Regions from separate parts of the Homo sapiens genome. Here region 2 is linked to region 1. The links are chromatin loops, found by intact Hi-C in ENCODE. Cell type or tissue: natural killer cell. All regions are shown on one strand. Each heading gives the region's core, and the rest is flanking DNA. Links, peaks and the distances in the headings are about the cores only. Region 1 has its middle 38 kb from the start of LINC01894. Region 2 overlaps LINC01894 (long intergenic non-protein coding RNA 1894).

Region 1 (8,343 bases), core at 178-8,177:
TAATGAAAGAGCTGTTAGAAAATCTCAACAGAGGAATGACACTATAAGAAAGGGAAACTCTAGAGCTAAGAAGCACCATCACTTAAGTGAAGAATTTACTCATTTCAGTTAAATAAAAAATTAACTAAAATTTAGTTTTAAAGACAGATTGAAGTATCAGAAGAAAGAGTTAATAAACTTTAAATGAGATTAACCGAAATTACTCAATCTGAATAACACAAAGAAAAAAACTTGAAGAAAAATAAACAGAGCATCAGAGACCTATTTATATCAAGAGATAAAAAGTGGTGTAATTGGAATGGTAGGCGGAGAGAATAGGAGAGAAGAGAAAGGGGCAGGAAAGTGTTAAAAGAAAGAATGGCCTATAACTTCAAAAATTTTATGGAAAAAACTTTAAATTACAAATCTAGGAAACTCAGCAAACCCTAGCCAGAATAAACCTTCATAGTGAAAATGCTGAAAGTCAAAGATAATGAGAAAATCTTTAAAGCAGCCAGAGAAAGATGGCATGTTACATACAGGAGAACAATGATATGATCAATGGTGACTTTACATCAAAGTAATGAAAGTCATATGAAATTAGAATGGCATATTTCAACTGTTGGAGAGAGAAAAAAACTGGCAACCAAGAATTTTGTATCCAAAGAATTTATCCTTCATATATGAAAGAGAAATTAAGGCATTGCCAGATAAACAAAACTAAGATAATTAATTGCTAGCAGAACTGTGCTACTACAAAAGCTAAAGTAGGTTTCAAATTTAATTTTTTTTATTTTCACTTCTCTCAGCTCATACCTATAAAGTTAGTTTTTGAGGCTGAAAGGAAATGACACCAGCAAATGTGTCATAAGCAAAATTTGTAAAACTGTATTATTGAGTTGATAACATATTGATTTCATATTCAAATGACAACAATAACACTAAAATAGGAAGACAGGGAAATTAAAATATACTGTTGCAAGGTTACTATATTTTATCTGAAATTATTCAGTATGAACTCTAAGTAGATTGGGACAAGTGAAAGATGAAAGATATATGTTGTTACCTCTAGAACAATGCTATTAAAATTTAATAATTAGCTCGATATAGCTAGAAAGCCAGTAAAGAAATTAAACAAAATACTAAAAAATGTTTGATTAACACAAAAGAAGGTAGTAAAGGAGGAACAAACAAGCATCAAGAGAGATAAGACAAGACAAACAAAATAAACAGCAAAATGGTGACCTAAAATCATCTATTTCAACAACTGCACCAAATTTAAATTAGTCAGATATCCAATCAAAAGACATGATTGTCAGACTGAATAAGAAATGAAGAATTAATTATATGCTGTCTACAGGAGGTGCCCTTGAAATATATAGAAACAAATAGGTTAAGAGTAAAAAGATTGAAAAAGTCATGTCATGCTAATAGTAGGCACAAGAAAATAAGATTGGCTATATTAATAGCAGAAAAAATAGACTTCAACATGAGATGTATTGTTAGAGACAAAGAGGGAAACTTTATAATGGCAAATGGGTAAATATTAGCTTGGTGTAAAAGTAATTGTGTTTTTTGCCAAAACCGCAATTACTTTTGCACCAACCTAATATATCAGAAAAACATAATAATTATATATATTTATGTATCTAATAAGACAGCTTCAATATAACCAAGGAAAAATTGACAGAGAAATAGACAAATCCACAATCACAGTTACAGACTTTCACAAATGTCTCAGTAATTGATATGCTAGCTAGACCAAAAAAAAAGTCATTGAGGATCTAGAAGAATTAAGTGACCCTATCAACCACTTTTACCTAATTGTGATTTATAGCAGACTATATCCAACAAATGCAGAATATATATTCTTTTAAATTCATATGGTAGATCCACAAAAGTAGAGCATATGCTGACTAAAACAAGTCTCAATATATTTCAAAAGATTACCATATTACAGAGTGCTTTTTCTGACTACAATGAAATTTAATTGAAACTCAACAACAATAAAATTTTAAGAAAACCTCAAATATTTAGAAATCAAACAACTCACTTTTAATAATCCATGACACAATGTAGAAATTATGAAGAAAATTTTAACATATTTTAAACTAAATAGTAATGAAACACAACATATCAAAGTTTGCAGAAGGCAGCAAATGTCCTACTTAGAGGGAAGTTTATGGCTTTAAATGCTGATAGTAGAAAAAAATAGTATAAAATCAATAATTGAACTATCCATTTTAGGAAGCTAGAAAAGGAAGACCAAACTATATGCAAAGTAAGTAGAAGAAAGAAGTAGTAAAGAGTAAAAAGAAAAAAATCAGAGAAATAGAAATAAACAACAAAAAATATTAACAAAGCCAAAAAAGTTTAGCTTGAAAGAATCAGTAAAATTAATAGTGTTCTAGAAAGATCAAAAAGAATGAGAGAAGGCACAAGTTACCAATATGAGCAGAACTTCACTACAGGTCCAACAAACATTAAAATGAGAATATAGAAATATCATGAACAATTTTACACCAGGAGTTTCAACACCGTAAATGAAATTGAAAAATTTCTTGAAAGGCACAAATTTTCAGAATGGAGACAAGAAAAAATAGAAAATTGAATAGCCTTGTCTTAAAAGAAATTGGATTAATAAAAACTTTTCCAGAAGGAAAGTGGTGAGTTCTATCAAACATTTGAGGAAGAAAAAATACAAATTTCACATAACGTCTTTTGGGAGTTACTTTCCCACTTTGGGAGGCCGAGGCAGGTGGATCATGAGGTCAGGAAATCGAGATGATCCTGGCTAACACGGTGAAACCCCATCTCTACTAAAAATACAAAAAAATAGCCGGGTGTGGTGGCCGGCGCCTGTGGTCCCAGCTACTCGGGAGGCTGAGGCAGGAGAATGGCATAAACCTGGGAGGCGGAGCTTGCAGTGAGCCGAGATCGTGCCACTGCACTCCAGCCTGGGTGACAGAGCAAGACTCTGTCTCAAAAAAAAAAAAAAAAAAAAAAAAAAGAGTTACTTTCCAACTCTGTCTCTGTTTTGTTTTTTTAGCCAGCATTAGTTTGGTATAAAACCAGGCTGAAAACCTTGTTTCAAAAAAGAAACTACAAATCAATATCCCTCAAGAATACAGACACAAAAAATTCTTAGCCAAATGTACCAAGTCAAATACAGCAAAATGTAAAAGGAGGACTACATCTTGAACAAATGAGATGTAAAGCCTGATTTAACATTCAATAATAAATCAATGTAATTTGTGTATTTTTAATAAGGCAAAAAAATTATTTCGCTAGATGCTCAGAAAACCTTTAACAAATTTCAACACCTATTCATAATGAGAGCTAGTAAACTAGTAATAGGAGATAACGTCTTCCCATTGATATGGAAAATCTATGTTCTTTTGTTGTCGTTTTTTTGAGGCAGAGTCTTGCTCTGTCACCCAGGCTAGAGTGCAGTGGCCCAACGTCGGCTCACTGCAACCTCCGCCTCCCAGGTTCAAGCAATTCTCGTGCCTCAGCCTCCTGAGTAGTGGGGATTACAGGTGTGAGCCACCATGCCCGGCTAATTTTTGTATTTTTAGTAGAGACAGTGTTTTCCCATGTTGGCCAGGCTGATCTCAAACTCCTGGCCTCAAGCGATGTTGCCGCTTCAGCCTCCCAAAGTGCTGGGATTACAGGCATGAGCCACTGCACCCAGCCAGGAAAATCTATGTTTAAAAAGCCTATACACGAGGTACAGTGGCTTATGCCTGTAATCCCAATGACTCTGGAGGCTGAGGTGGTGGGATCACTTGAGGCCAGGAGTTCAAGACCAGCCTGAGCAACAAAATGAGACCCTGTCTCTACAAATAGTAACAATAATGATAAACTAGCCAGGCACGGTGGTGCACTCCTGTAGTCCCAGCTATTTAGGAGGATTGCTTGAGCCCAGAAATTCAAGGTTGCAGTGAGCTATGATGGCACCACTGCACTCTAGCCTGAGCAACAGAGTGAGATCCTGTCTCAAAAACAAACAAACAAACCCAAAAAGCAAAACTTCTACAATAACATACTAAATGATAAAAAATGGAATGCCTTCCACTGAGATCAGGAACAAGCAGGGATATTCACTTTCACCACTTCAATTTAGCATTGTACTTCAGCTCCTAGACATTGTAATAAAGAATGAAAAGATGTAAATAAAAGTGATTGTAACATTTCCTTTCCCCACCAACAGCATGTGAGAATTTCAGTTGTTCCACATCCTCACCAAAACTATTTTCCGTCTTTTTTACATTAGCTATTCTGAAGGTTGTGAAGTGGTATCTCACTGTGATGACTAGTAATTTTGAACATTTTTTAATGTGCTTATAGCCATTCATATGTACATTGGAAAGAAAGAAACAAAAGCCTATATTTGATAATTCTATGATCATGCACTTACAAAATCTTAAGGACTTTACAAAAAAGAAAGGCAGTAGGTCTAATAAATGAATTTAGCAAGATCAAAGGATTTGAGGTCAATATACAAACCAATTGCATCCTATATGCTAGCTATGAGTAACTGAAAATTGAAAGAAAGGCTGGACACTGTGGCTTACGTCTGTAATCCCAGCACTTTCAGAGGCCAAGGTGGGTGGATCACTTGAGCCCAGGAGTTCAAGACCAGCATGGGCAATGTGGTAAAATCCCATCTCTACAAAAAATACAAAATATTAGCTGGTGTGGTGCCTGTAGTCCCAGCAACTCGGGAGGCTGAGGCAGGAGGATCACTTGAGCCCAGAGATCAAGGCTGCAGTGAGCTATGATCATGCCACTATATTCCAGCCTAGGCAACAGAGCGATAGATACCCTGTCTCAAAAATAAAGTGAAAAACATTACCATTACATTTTACTATAGCATCTGAAACATGAAATACTTAGGGATAAACTTAAGATATATGCAGAGCTTTCCTATTTTTTTATTTCTTGAGCTCCCAGGAGCACTTTTCACATATTAATTGTAGTAGCTCTTATGGTGAATTGATTATTTGTAGTAATTCTTGGGCAAAGGCTATGTCCTGCTCATTGCCTTATCACCAGTGCCTAGCATAGAGCCCAGCAACATAAATTAATAAATCTCTCTGTATGTTTATCCTAAAAACACAACATGTGTACATGAAAGGAAGTTTTGAAAATGGAAAAATGTGGAGGATATATTCTCCATAGTCCCTTCTCTGTCAATGTTTTGGATTATTTCCTTCCAGCCTTTATTTTTCCCTATAGGTAGAGTTTTGGAATTTTTCTTAACATAGTATTCATACAGTAGCATGTTTGTATAATAATGGTTGAACTTCTATCTTATTCATTTTGAAATTTCCTTTAGTTACAATTGGTTATTTTGATTTACTGGAACACAATAAAATATAATTGGCTGCCAGAAAGAGGCTGTCCTCATAAAAAAACAGTGAGTCGGTGTCTTCATGCAATCACTGGTGTGGTTCTCCTACCTCAACCCCGTCCTCACACTCACCTGTGTTGTGTTAACTCTGAGGGGATTTCTCCCAGGTGTTCTTTTGTAAAACTCTTGCATAACTGCTTTTTAGGCTTCCTCATCCAAGGGCACATTAAAAACAGAAAGCCGGAGATGAAGTGTGTGCCCCTTATAGACAAATTGGGGTCATGATCTGAAGATGTCTAATATACTGGATCGAAACTACCCTAAAAAACAATGCTGGCCAAAAAAAGTACCTAAATGCTAAGTAAAATGAGTTCCTGCCCCAATTCCTCGTGCATCAAGGAACAACTTAGGTCACAGTCGAAACTCAGAGTTCAAAAACAATGAACTCCATACACAGAGAAAAATAAGATTCAAACAGGGAAGGACTTTTCCAGATAGACCAATACAAGTGTTTGTCAGCCATGATAAAAATGCTCAGATCACAGTATCAAGCATCCAAGAAATGTCCAACAGCAGTAACAACAGAAATAAAACTCTGGTCATTAGATACAACAGACCAATGGGATCGTTGTCTTGGAGCTAAAGACAGAACAAAACCTAGATTGATTGAAATTTGCTATATCAACTCAGAGATACATGGACTTTCTGAAGTAGTACTGCAGACAGATACTTATTAGCCACTGTAAGAAGCAATTCTCCATGAGCTCTTTCCTTGAAAATTAGATACTGTAGTTCCAAACTGTGTGTGTTCACTTCTAACAGAGTAGAGATATGCCTAGGGAAAACAAAAGGAAGAAGGGAAAGAGATAATCACACAATTGCCTAACAACCCTTTGCAAAACCCACTCTTCCAGACACCTGGGAGAAGTGGGCTGGCTAGACAGAAATAACCTCTAGGTGACACTTTATATGCCTTCACTGGATGCCAAAAGAAATCAGACAGGAAAGGTAAGGAAAAACTAATTTGATGAAAAAGACCAGCTGAAATGAGAGAGGAGTGACTCTTCTGGTAACCAAGGTATCTGGCCAGCCATGCACCAGAGTTCTTCCTCAACACAATTCTCCTAAGAGCTACCATTTTCAAGACCCTGCAGAGCTCAGCACCTCAGGGCAGCCTGCTCTGGTTGCCTGGAATGTGCTCCTTCATGCACTTCATCACATTGTACTGGAATTGAAGTTGTTATTCTTTTTCTCCCCACCAGGTCAGTATAGTTTGTTGCAGTGAAGTGTTTATCTGTAATGATTCTAGGGTAAACACTATGTCACAGTCATTGCCTTCTGCCAATGCCTAGTATAGAGCCCCGCTAAATGAATTAACGAATACTTACGGTAGTCCCACCTTATCTGTGGTTTCATTTTCTGCAGTTTCAGTTACCTGCGATCAACTGCGGTCCAGAATATTAAATGGAAAATTTCAAAAATAAACAATTCATAGGTTTTAAACTGTACGTCATTTCTGAGTAGTATGATAAAATCTCTCACTATACTGCTGCATCCTACCTGGCACCTGAATCATCCCTTTGTCCAGCATATCCATGTTTGGAACATATCCCCCTTGGATAAGGGGGCAATGCTGCACATGTATACTAATTTTAAAGCCAATATATGTGCATAAAAGGGGCCAGGCGTGGTGCCTCACACCTGTAATCCCAGCACTTTGGGAGGCAGAGGTGAGTGGATCACCTGAGGTCAGCAGTTCGAGACCAGCCTGGCTAACATGGTGAAACCCCATCTCTACTAAAAATACAAAAATTAGCCAGGCGTGGTGGTGGGCACCTGTAATCCCAGCTACTCAAGAGGCTGAGGCAGGACAATCGCTTGAACCCAGGAGGCGGAGTTTGCAGTGAGCCGAAATCGCACCACTGCACTCCAGCCTGGGGGACAGGGCGAGACTCTGTCTCAAAACAAACAAACAAAACTAAACAAACAAAAAAACCCCATACAATATATGTGCATAAAAGGAAATGTTTACACTCCCTGAAAACTGTGTCTTATTTCTTGTTCCCCAGAGCTTAGTAAGATGCCTGACACATTGTAATCACTTCATACCTTCTAAATGAATTCAAACTTTGAATCAAGTTCAGGCTCTGACTTTAAACTCAGCAAATGACCCTACCTTCAGTTTATAAAACTGGCCAATAACTGAAACTAAAAATCAGATTGCACATTGTTCTTTGAGCAAAGCCATCTGTCAGGATTTTTAAAAATTAGAATATCTCAGAATGACCGCAACTGGACTCAATTTGGGTGGTGTACCCCTGACCCAATCTCCCCATTATCTTTCAGCAAATTCCAAAGAGCCTGCTTGTGCCCCAATGCCCAGCTGCTGGGTAAAAATAATGATGTTGAATCAATCTGGAAGCAGCCACCAATATGAGTAGACTTCAAGAAAGAAGCTCTTCTTGATGTTGTGTTTTCTCCAACCGCAAATGGAGTAGTTTTTCACTATAGCCACTCCAAAGAAAAAAGAAGGACCTGTTAGAAGAACAGGAAAGAAAAGCTAGTGATATACTTTCAGAACAAGAACAGAAAGTAGGTGATTCACATTATTTAAACCTTTAAAAAAGAAAAGTACCCCAGTCAGAATAGCCATTCTTAAAAAGTCAGAAAACAACAGATGTTGGCAAGGTTGCAGAGAAAAGGGAACACATATACACTGTTGGTGGGAATGTAAATTAGTACAACCTCTATGGACAATAGTATGGAGATTTCTCACAGAACTAGAAAGAGAATGACCATTTGATCCAGCAATTTCACTACTGGGTATCTACCTGCAAGAAAAGAAATCATCATATCAAAAGACACCTCCATTCGTATGTTTATTGCAGCACTATTCACAATAGCAAAGTCATGGAATCAACCTGTGTCCATCAGTGAAGGACTGGATAAAGGAAATGTGGTAAATATATGCCATGGAATACTACTCAGCCATGAAAAAGAAAGAACTC
Region 2 (8,343 bases), core at 163-8,162, 60 kb before region 1:
TTTTGTATAATATGTGTTCTCCTCTTCCTCCTTAGTAGGAGAGCCCTGATTCTGTTGAGTGTGCCAATGTTACCAAAAAAGTATTTTCTCCTCCCTAGGCTTCCTTGTAGCCAGGGGTAGATTTGCTTTGGTTCTGGCTATTGAGATGTAAATGGTCATCCAGATAGGGCTTGGGGTAAAGCTTGCTAAAGGAGGACAACTCAACTGACAAGTCCCTTTTCAGCTTTTGCCTTTGGTTCTTCCCCTTTTTCCTGCCTAGGACTAGATGTGATGACTGGAGGGGGAGCAGCCATCTTGTGTCCATGAAGACAGGAACACAGATTAAGGAGGATGGAGCAGAAAGGCGAAGGGAACTAGGACCCCTTATGGTCTGATGGCACTGCAGTGCTAACTCTGGACTGTCTACATCTGGAACATGTGTCAGTGAGAACAATACTACATTTTGGTTAGACTATTTTTCCTGAGTTCCTGTTACATATGTAATCTGTCTACCAAAGGCTAAAGATGGAAGAAGGGGCTAGGTATTCACGTTTCAGTTCTTTTTGGCTCTCCTCTTTTTTTCAAAGTGGCCTGTCCTCAGGATATAGAGATTCTTTGTTTCTCCTTGCACCATGCTCACTATGTGGGTTCTACCCGTTGGTGGTGACAGGGAATAGTCTGCAGCTAGGTGGGTAAGCTCAGTTCAGAGAGGAAACTGTGAGGAAGCCCAATTGTGGCCACACATCTAAGCACTCTGTAATCTTTAAAATCTCCTTATCAGAGACAAAGCTCATATGTGGCCCTCCATCTGCCTAATTTCTGGTCCATCCCTTTTTTTTTTTTTTTTTTTGAGACAAGATCTCACTCTGTCAACCAGGCTCAAGTGCAGTGGCACGATCTTGGCTCACTGCAGCCTCGACCTCCCAGGCTCAAGCGATTCTCCCACCTCAACCTCCCAGGTAAATGGGACTACATGTGTGTGACTCCACACTCGGCTAATTTTTTTGTAGAGATGAGATTTCGCCATGTTGCAGGCTGGTCTCGAATGCCTGAGCTCAATCAGTCTGCCTGCCTTGGCCTCCCAAAGTGCTGGGGTTACAGGCATAAGCCACCAGACCCAGCTGTGTCCATCTCTTAATAGGTCTAGAATTTGGAGAAGAATCTTATGCGAAGGTGCTTTGGGCCCCTCACACTCCAGAACCGTTTTGCCAACCGACAAAGCTGCCTTAATGGCTTTACAAACCCATTTCTTAGTAGTCTATAGGTTGGTGCAAAAGTAATGGTGGTTTCTGCCATTACTTTTGCACCAACCTAATAGATCCCATGTATGCCACTGAGAGAGAAGTAGAGACTGAATATGATCTTTCTTATTGCTGTATGCACACCACTGCCACCCACACAAATGCTCAGAGCACATGCAATGCTCTTACACAAATATTCTCTCCTACAACAGCTTGAGAGGTGAGAGGCTGTCTCCTGAGAGATGTATGCTTTACAAGCCTGCATGTGGAATCCAGTCCATTTACTAATAGGTACCCACTGAGCATTTCCTTATTAAGTAAGTTCCTCTACTAGATATAAGCTCCATGAGGGCAAACTTGGTCTAGCTGTTTACCATTGTGTGCCCAGAGCCTGGAAGGGAGGCTAAATAAGAAGTGCTCAATAGATAATATATATATAATTTTACATATATAATATATAATCTATGTAATATATATTTATATATATGATTATATATAATTACATATAATTAGTTTTACAAAGGCAGTTTAGTTTTGGGACTATATATTATATATGTAATATAATATAGATAATAGATAATTATATATGTAATATAATATAATATAGATATACACTTATGTGTATATATAATATATATAATATAAATATATATAATATAGATAATATACACTTACGTATATATTTCTTAAATGAATGAACAAATTAATGAAGTCATCTCCAAGTAAGCTAAATTATTTAGTTAGTTTCCATCTATCTAAGTGAAAACTGATTTTGGATGATTTCCTCTACTTTTTAGTCAACTCAGCACTGTTCTTTAATGATTCAATCTCTTGAAAGTACCTTCTAATGGGCTTGGTTATTTTATTTATTCTGTTTTGCTCAATCGCAGATAAATTTGCATTCGATTGGTCCTAAATGGTTGGCAAAGACCGATCCTTGGCTAAGACTCATCTAACCATAACAAGACAAGCTGCATTTGGGCACTTTTCCACAGAAGCAAAAAAATATTTCCCACAAATATTCAATTCTTCATTTATGGGTGAACTGTTCTGCATGAATATTATCTATATGTTTTGAATTCCTTCTTCTTCCAGCTTTCCAGCATTTGCGATTTTCTTCTAATAAATGATTGGAAGGGTACACGAAAGGAGGTGCATCTCAAACCAGTTTATGTTGCCAAGTAAAAGTAGTTCAGTTACCTGCAACTCCTGCATATTGAACTCTGAATTCTGCTTTCTCCTTCTTGCATGCATGCCCATGAGGTTCTCTCTGAAATCCAGTCCTCTCACTCATTTTTATATGCAAACTCTGTCTTTCAGGGCCCAGTCCATGGGGTGTTTTCTTCATGAAAACTCTCTGTAGACGGACTTAAATGCTTTCACCTCTCTGCACCCAAAAGCACCAGATTTGAAGGTTTCTTAGAATGGATTCTTCCTGCCTTTTGCACAGACAAAATCAATTCCCTGAGACCACAGTATTGCAGTAAGGAAAGAGTTTAATTAACACAAGGCTGGCCACACAGAAGATGGAGTTATTACTCAAATCGTCTCCCGGAAGGCTCAGAGGTTAGGGTTTTTCAAGGATAGTTTGGTAGGCAGAGGTTTAGGAAATGGGTGCTGCTGCTTGGTTGGGGATGAAATCACAGGGGTGTGGCCTATGATTTCACGGTCCTCGGGCACTGTGTCTGCCTCTGGGTGGGGCCAAAGGACCAGTTGAGTGACAAGTCACAGGTCTGGGTGGAGTCAGCTTGTGGTTAGCAATGCAGAAGTCTGAAAAGACATCTTTAAAGGCCAATCTTAGGTTCCACAATAGTAATGATAACATCACTACAGGAGTAACTGGGGAAGTCACAAATCTTGTGACCTCCAAAACAATGGCTGGTTATCATTTAACTATGCCTACATTTTAGCAGAATTTGGGCCCCTCTCACAATCCTAACTTTGTGGCCTTTTGTTAGTTTTACAAATGCAGTTTAGTTTTGGGACTATAAACTAAATTCCTCTCAAAGTTCACTTGGCCTACACCCAGGAATTACCAAAGACAGCTGGGAGGCTAGAAGCAAGATGGAGTCAACAGTGTCAGGTTCCTCTTACCATCATAATTTTGCAATGGAGGTTTCATTAGCACTTATCATATTTTGATGGAAATTCATCAGAGCGATTAAGCACATAGGCTTTGATCCAGACTCACTGAGTTCAAATCCTGGCTCTATGCCTTACTGGCTGTGTGATCTGGGGCAAATGACTTTATCTCTCTCTGCTTCAGTTTCTCATCTTTTACAAAAGAAAGGATAATGGTAGCATTGGGCCCAGCATGGTGGCTCAGGCCTGTAATCCCAGCACTTTGGGAGGCCAAGGTGAGAGGACTGCTTGAAGCCAGGAGTTCAAGACCATCCTGGACAAAATAGTGAGGCTTCATCTCTACAAAAATTAAAATAATTATCTGGGCATGGTAATGTGTGTCTGTGGTCCCTATTCAAGAGGCTGAGGTAGGAAAAGCACTTGAGCCCACGATGTCGAGGCTGCAGTGAGCCATGATTGGGCCATTGCACTCTGGCCTGGGTTGCAGGGTGAGACCCTGTCTCAAAAAAAAAAAAAAAAAAAAAAAAAAAAAAAGGTAGTACCACCTACCCCATACTTTGTTCTGATGATTCAATGAGTTAAAACGTTTTTTAAAAAATCAAAACCAAACCACTTAGAAGAATGTCCAGCAGGTAACCAGTGATCAATAAATGTTAGCTTTTAAAAACATTATTATTGCTCTTTTACATGTTTGCCTCTTCAACTAGATGGTGATCTCCCAACAGGCCTTGATCTGTGAATTTGTCATCTTTCTACTTCTAAGTCCTAGAGCAGTACCTGGATCACAATTGAAGATCTATAAATGCCAAAGCAATGAATAAAAGCTAGCCATTGTATATGGAGATATAAGTAAGGTTTGGACATTGTCTGCAAGTGAGTTGCATATCTTAGAAAACTCTTGTAAGGGGCTGTATTTCATGTAACTGCATTTATGGCCATGGTAAAATGGCCAGCTCCAGGTCAGTTTTTCTGGGAAAGGCCCTAAGTTCTGAAGCTGGACTAGTGTCTCATCCAAGGAACATGCTCATTGGTAGGTGCTGAACCTCAAAGCCACTCCAAGATAACAAGGACAATTTTGGCAGGTGGTCCACTGGGGTCGATCAGGTGCTCATTGTATTTACCAAGGCATTTATTATGTGCACATAATTTAGGCTGGTGTTCAGAGGGGTTGGGATGGAGACTTGCCTCTGGTTGCTAGTAAACTATATTTTATAGGTTATTCCCAGCATTCCTGTGGCAGAGCTCCATTCTCCCCTTCTTCATTGCCCATAGAACTGTAATTTTCCTTCTTAGGTCAGTGATATGTTTGGCCCAAGACATTGGATCATGTTTGGCTTAGGCCAAACATGGAAATTGATTTTTCCCTTGTGATATAATCACTTTTCCAGATTCCCCTGTGACTAATGGCCTTATGATACTTTTTAATGAAGTTTAAGAGAAAGTCTCCTGGGGGAGACTTCTAGAAAAACTTTTGCTTTCTTGTTAAAAGGATAGGCACAAGAGAAGAATTATCTGGCACCACCTCTTTCTCTTTCTTAAACACAAAATGTGATCTCTGGAGCTATGGCATCCATATTGCAACCATGAGGCTACAAGCATGAGGATGAAAAACGAACACAAAAAGGATGAGTAAGTGCAGTGATAGAAAGAGCCTGGATCCTTGATGGCATTGTGGAGTTGCAAAACCAAGAGGCAGGACTGAGAGTGCTTGCCTTTGGACTTCTTGTTATAGTTTAAGCTATGGGTTAGTAAGCATTTTCTTAATAGGCCAGATAGTAAATATCTTAGGTCTTTTCACCACAGGGTCCTCATAGTCATTGCTCAAGTCTGCCATTTTATGCAAACTCAACCATAGACAGTATATAAATATATGGGTGTGGCTCTTTCTATTTCAATAAATCTTAGTTTACAAAAACAGGTATTGGCCATGGACCTTAGTTTTCCAATCCCTGGCTCAAGCCAGATTTGGAAGGGTATTCTTTTATTTGCAGTTCAATGAATTCTAATCATATATTCCTTCTCCCTAAATTCTACTCACTAGCTTCATTAACATCTAAAATTACGCAGTTAGCACCCTACTTCTTGTTTAAGTGAAAGCTCACTGCCCCTGTTGTGGTATAAATGGTACTAAAGGGAATGAAACACCAATCTTTATCAGTTATTTATACCTTAGTATAAATTATTTTAATAAGCCCTTTGTTAAGCAAAGAATGTTGTAGGCTAGATCAGTTTTAAGAAGTATTTACTCCCGCTTCTCACCTCCATAGAAGATGGGCTTGGCCATGTGACTTGATTTGGCCACAGATATGGGTAGAGGGGATAGTGCATCTGTTCTGACCCTTAAGAGCACTGCCTCCTTTTTCTCATCTGTCTTGTGACTTAGTGCCTCTCTATTAGTATAAATACCCCATTGGCCCCAGAATAGGGCAGACCTGAAACCTACCCAAGACAAGCTGAGATTAGCAAAATCTAGTCAATCTGCTGATCCACAGCAGGGCCTACAGCTCAGTGAGCTCGGTGAGCTTAGGTGCTCACTTCAGTAGCGCCTAAAACCTACACCCTCTGCCTAGAGTGGAGCAATCCAAGATAGCTGTAGATAAGTGAATAAGAAATAAATGCTTACCATTGCTGCCACTAAGATTTTGTGGTGTTTTTCATGTAGCATTGTTGGATATGGGTAATTAAGGGAGAGTAGGAGACGCTGAAACGTAGGCTAACTCTACCTCCTTTATATTTTTGTGAGTGTTGCCCCAAGCTAAGCTTAGAAGGCTCTATGTCTCATGGCCTATAGGAAAAAGTTGCAGCCTGCCTCTATTTGCAATTGTAACACATAGAAAGAGAAATCTTGCAGAATTCCTCATGCATATTTCCCACAGGGGGAAGGAGGAAATTTGGGAGAATCCCTTCTCAATAATAACCAAGTACTTAAGAGACGACTTAACCAAGTACTACCTATGTAAGTTGGAAATGAAACCTTTTGGTTGGACTCAGGAAGGGAAATAGATTGCTTCAAGCATTGTGAGTAAAGCCCCAGTTCTCCAAAGGCAACGTGGTGGAGTAGAAGGTGTAAATCGGAAGGACTGGAGTCAATATGATTTGGTTGGAAACCTGCTTCCATCAGGGAAAATTATGTAACTTTATTGAAACAATTTCCGCATAAGCAAATTCAGGGTAGCAGTATCAATCTTGCACAGTTATTTAGAAGAGTAAATGAGATGATCATGTAGATTCTATGGTTCATGGTAGATGGTCAATAATAAAAAAACAGTGATTTGTGGTATTTTTCACCAAATTTCTCATTTTCCCTTTTTACATGAAAAGATACTATAATTGATCTAATGACATAGAAACATGTACATATCATAATTTAATTATTTATATTTAAAATCGAATGGTAATCATAGCAGGAGGTATCTGGTTTTCCCAGCAGTGAATAACACTGCTCCAGTCCAGACGAGTTTAACTGGAAGGTGGAGATGCTGTTCCTCCCTTTCTCACTTTGATTGTTACGGAGGAGAGGGAAGGCAGGGAGGCTAAGTTAGAGTATGGAGCAAGTCCTAGGCTTCCCAAGCATATGGAGACTTCTGCCAAGACAAGGCACAGTATTATTAAGATTAACGGTTTTCAGATGGAGTCAGGCTTTTCCACTGACTCAAGTCAGAATGACTGGTAATGATGTTCATAAGATGCCATTTCCTGCCAAACAGTAAGATGTGGAATTTGTTAAATTAAGCCATGTGATGGGTCAGAAATGTATTAACTTAATCCATAATGAATGTCACTCCATTCCTTTTAACATACTTCCCCAATTAAGCTATGTAGGCCTCAGATATCTAAAGAAATTGAGCTGTCCTGCTTGTTGCCAATTGGTTAATTCCTTGATGATGGATAAAAGCTACCAGCAGCTTTTGTTTTTAATTCATGTTTTTCTTCAGTAATAGCAATCTTTTAATCAGCTGCTACAAAAAAATCCTTAATATTCCATAAATAAATGCTCAAGAAAGTCAAACAATTAGTAAGATTAATGTAAAGAGGCTGCCTGAGCACCTCTGATGGGCCCCAATAATGGGCTGCCATTACAGTCAACGGGCCACATGAAGGACCTGGTGGCCATTTTTATTTTATTAGCCCCATGCTGGACACACAGTAGATGTTCAGTGTTTATCAGGCTGAAGTGAACTAAACCCTGGAGGACTCTTAAGGTTTCTGACAAGGGTCTTTCCATAAGACAAGCATTTCTGGATTTCTGGCACTCCTTCCCATTCCCATGGGAAATGTGCTAGAAATTCTTAATAAGAGCAATATGCCTCTGCTGCACCCATAGGAGTTGGGGGTGATTTGGTTTGGCTGTGTCCCTACCCAAATCTCATCTTGAACTGTAGCTCCCATAATCCCCATGTGTTGTGGGAGGGACCCCATGGGAGGTAATTGAACCATGGGGGCGGGTTTTTCCCACGCTGTTCTCATGATAGTGAATAAGTCTCACAAGATGTGATGGTTTTATAAAGCACAGTTCTTCTGCACATGCTGTCTTGCCTGCTGCCATGTAAGACATGCCCTTGCTCCTCCTTCACCTTCTGACACAATTGTGAGGCCTCCCCAGCCACATGGAACTGTGAGTCCATTAAACCTATTTTTCTTTAAAAATTACCCAGTCTTGGGCATTTCTTCATAGCAGTAAGAAAATGGACTAATATAGCGGGCAGTCTTTACATAGGGAGGCCACTGCTTCATGTCCACAAGGGACTTAGGCAGCTTAGGCTATACCTGCTTCAGCCACCAAGGCAGGCATGAAGCACAACAGACATCCAGAGACTTTACCTCCTTTATATTTTTGTGAGTGTTGCCCCAAGCTAAGCTTAGAAAGCTCTATGTCTCATGGCCTATAGGAAAAAGTTGCAGCCTCCCTCTATTTGCAATTGTAACACATAGAAAGAGAAATCTTGCAGAATTCCTCATGCATATTTCCCACAGAGGGAAGGAGGAAATTTGTGGCTTATTTTGTGGGCAGTGTGTTATTTGCCCACAAAAGCATGGTGCA

The links. A loop is a pair of places that touch in the nucleus more often than their neighbours do. Peaks named below come from ENCODE experiments on the same cell type or tissue, not always from the same donor. Only the 100,000 strongest peaks of a DNase experiment are listed, where the experiment ranks them.
Region 2: it touches region 1 in a loop (4-fold over the local background); 3 of 110 quality-filtered maps call a loop at or near these places.

The regions. Positions count from the first base shown.
Region 1 is chr18:25,021,661-25,030,003 of GRCh38, forward strand. No RefSeq gene overlaps it. Among named protein-coding and RNA genes, the nearest start is that of LINC01894, 38 kb to the left of the region's middle. RefSeq lists a silencer at 1-11. In natural killer cell, for the core only: no CTCF peak of the experiment used is centred there; no DNase peak of the experiment used is centred there.
Region 2 is chr18:24,961,485-24,969,827 of GRCh38, forward strand. All of the region lies in intron 1 of LINC01894 (long intergenic non-protein coding RNA 1894), which reads right to left. Among named protein-coding and RNA genes, the nearest start is that of LINC01894, 22 kb to the right of the region's middle. RefSeq lists a silencer at 2,860-2,939. In natural killer cell, for the core only: no CTCF peak of the experiment used is centred there; no DNase peak of the experiment used is centred there; H3K27ac peaks cover 242 bases.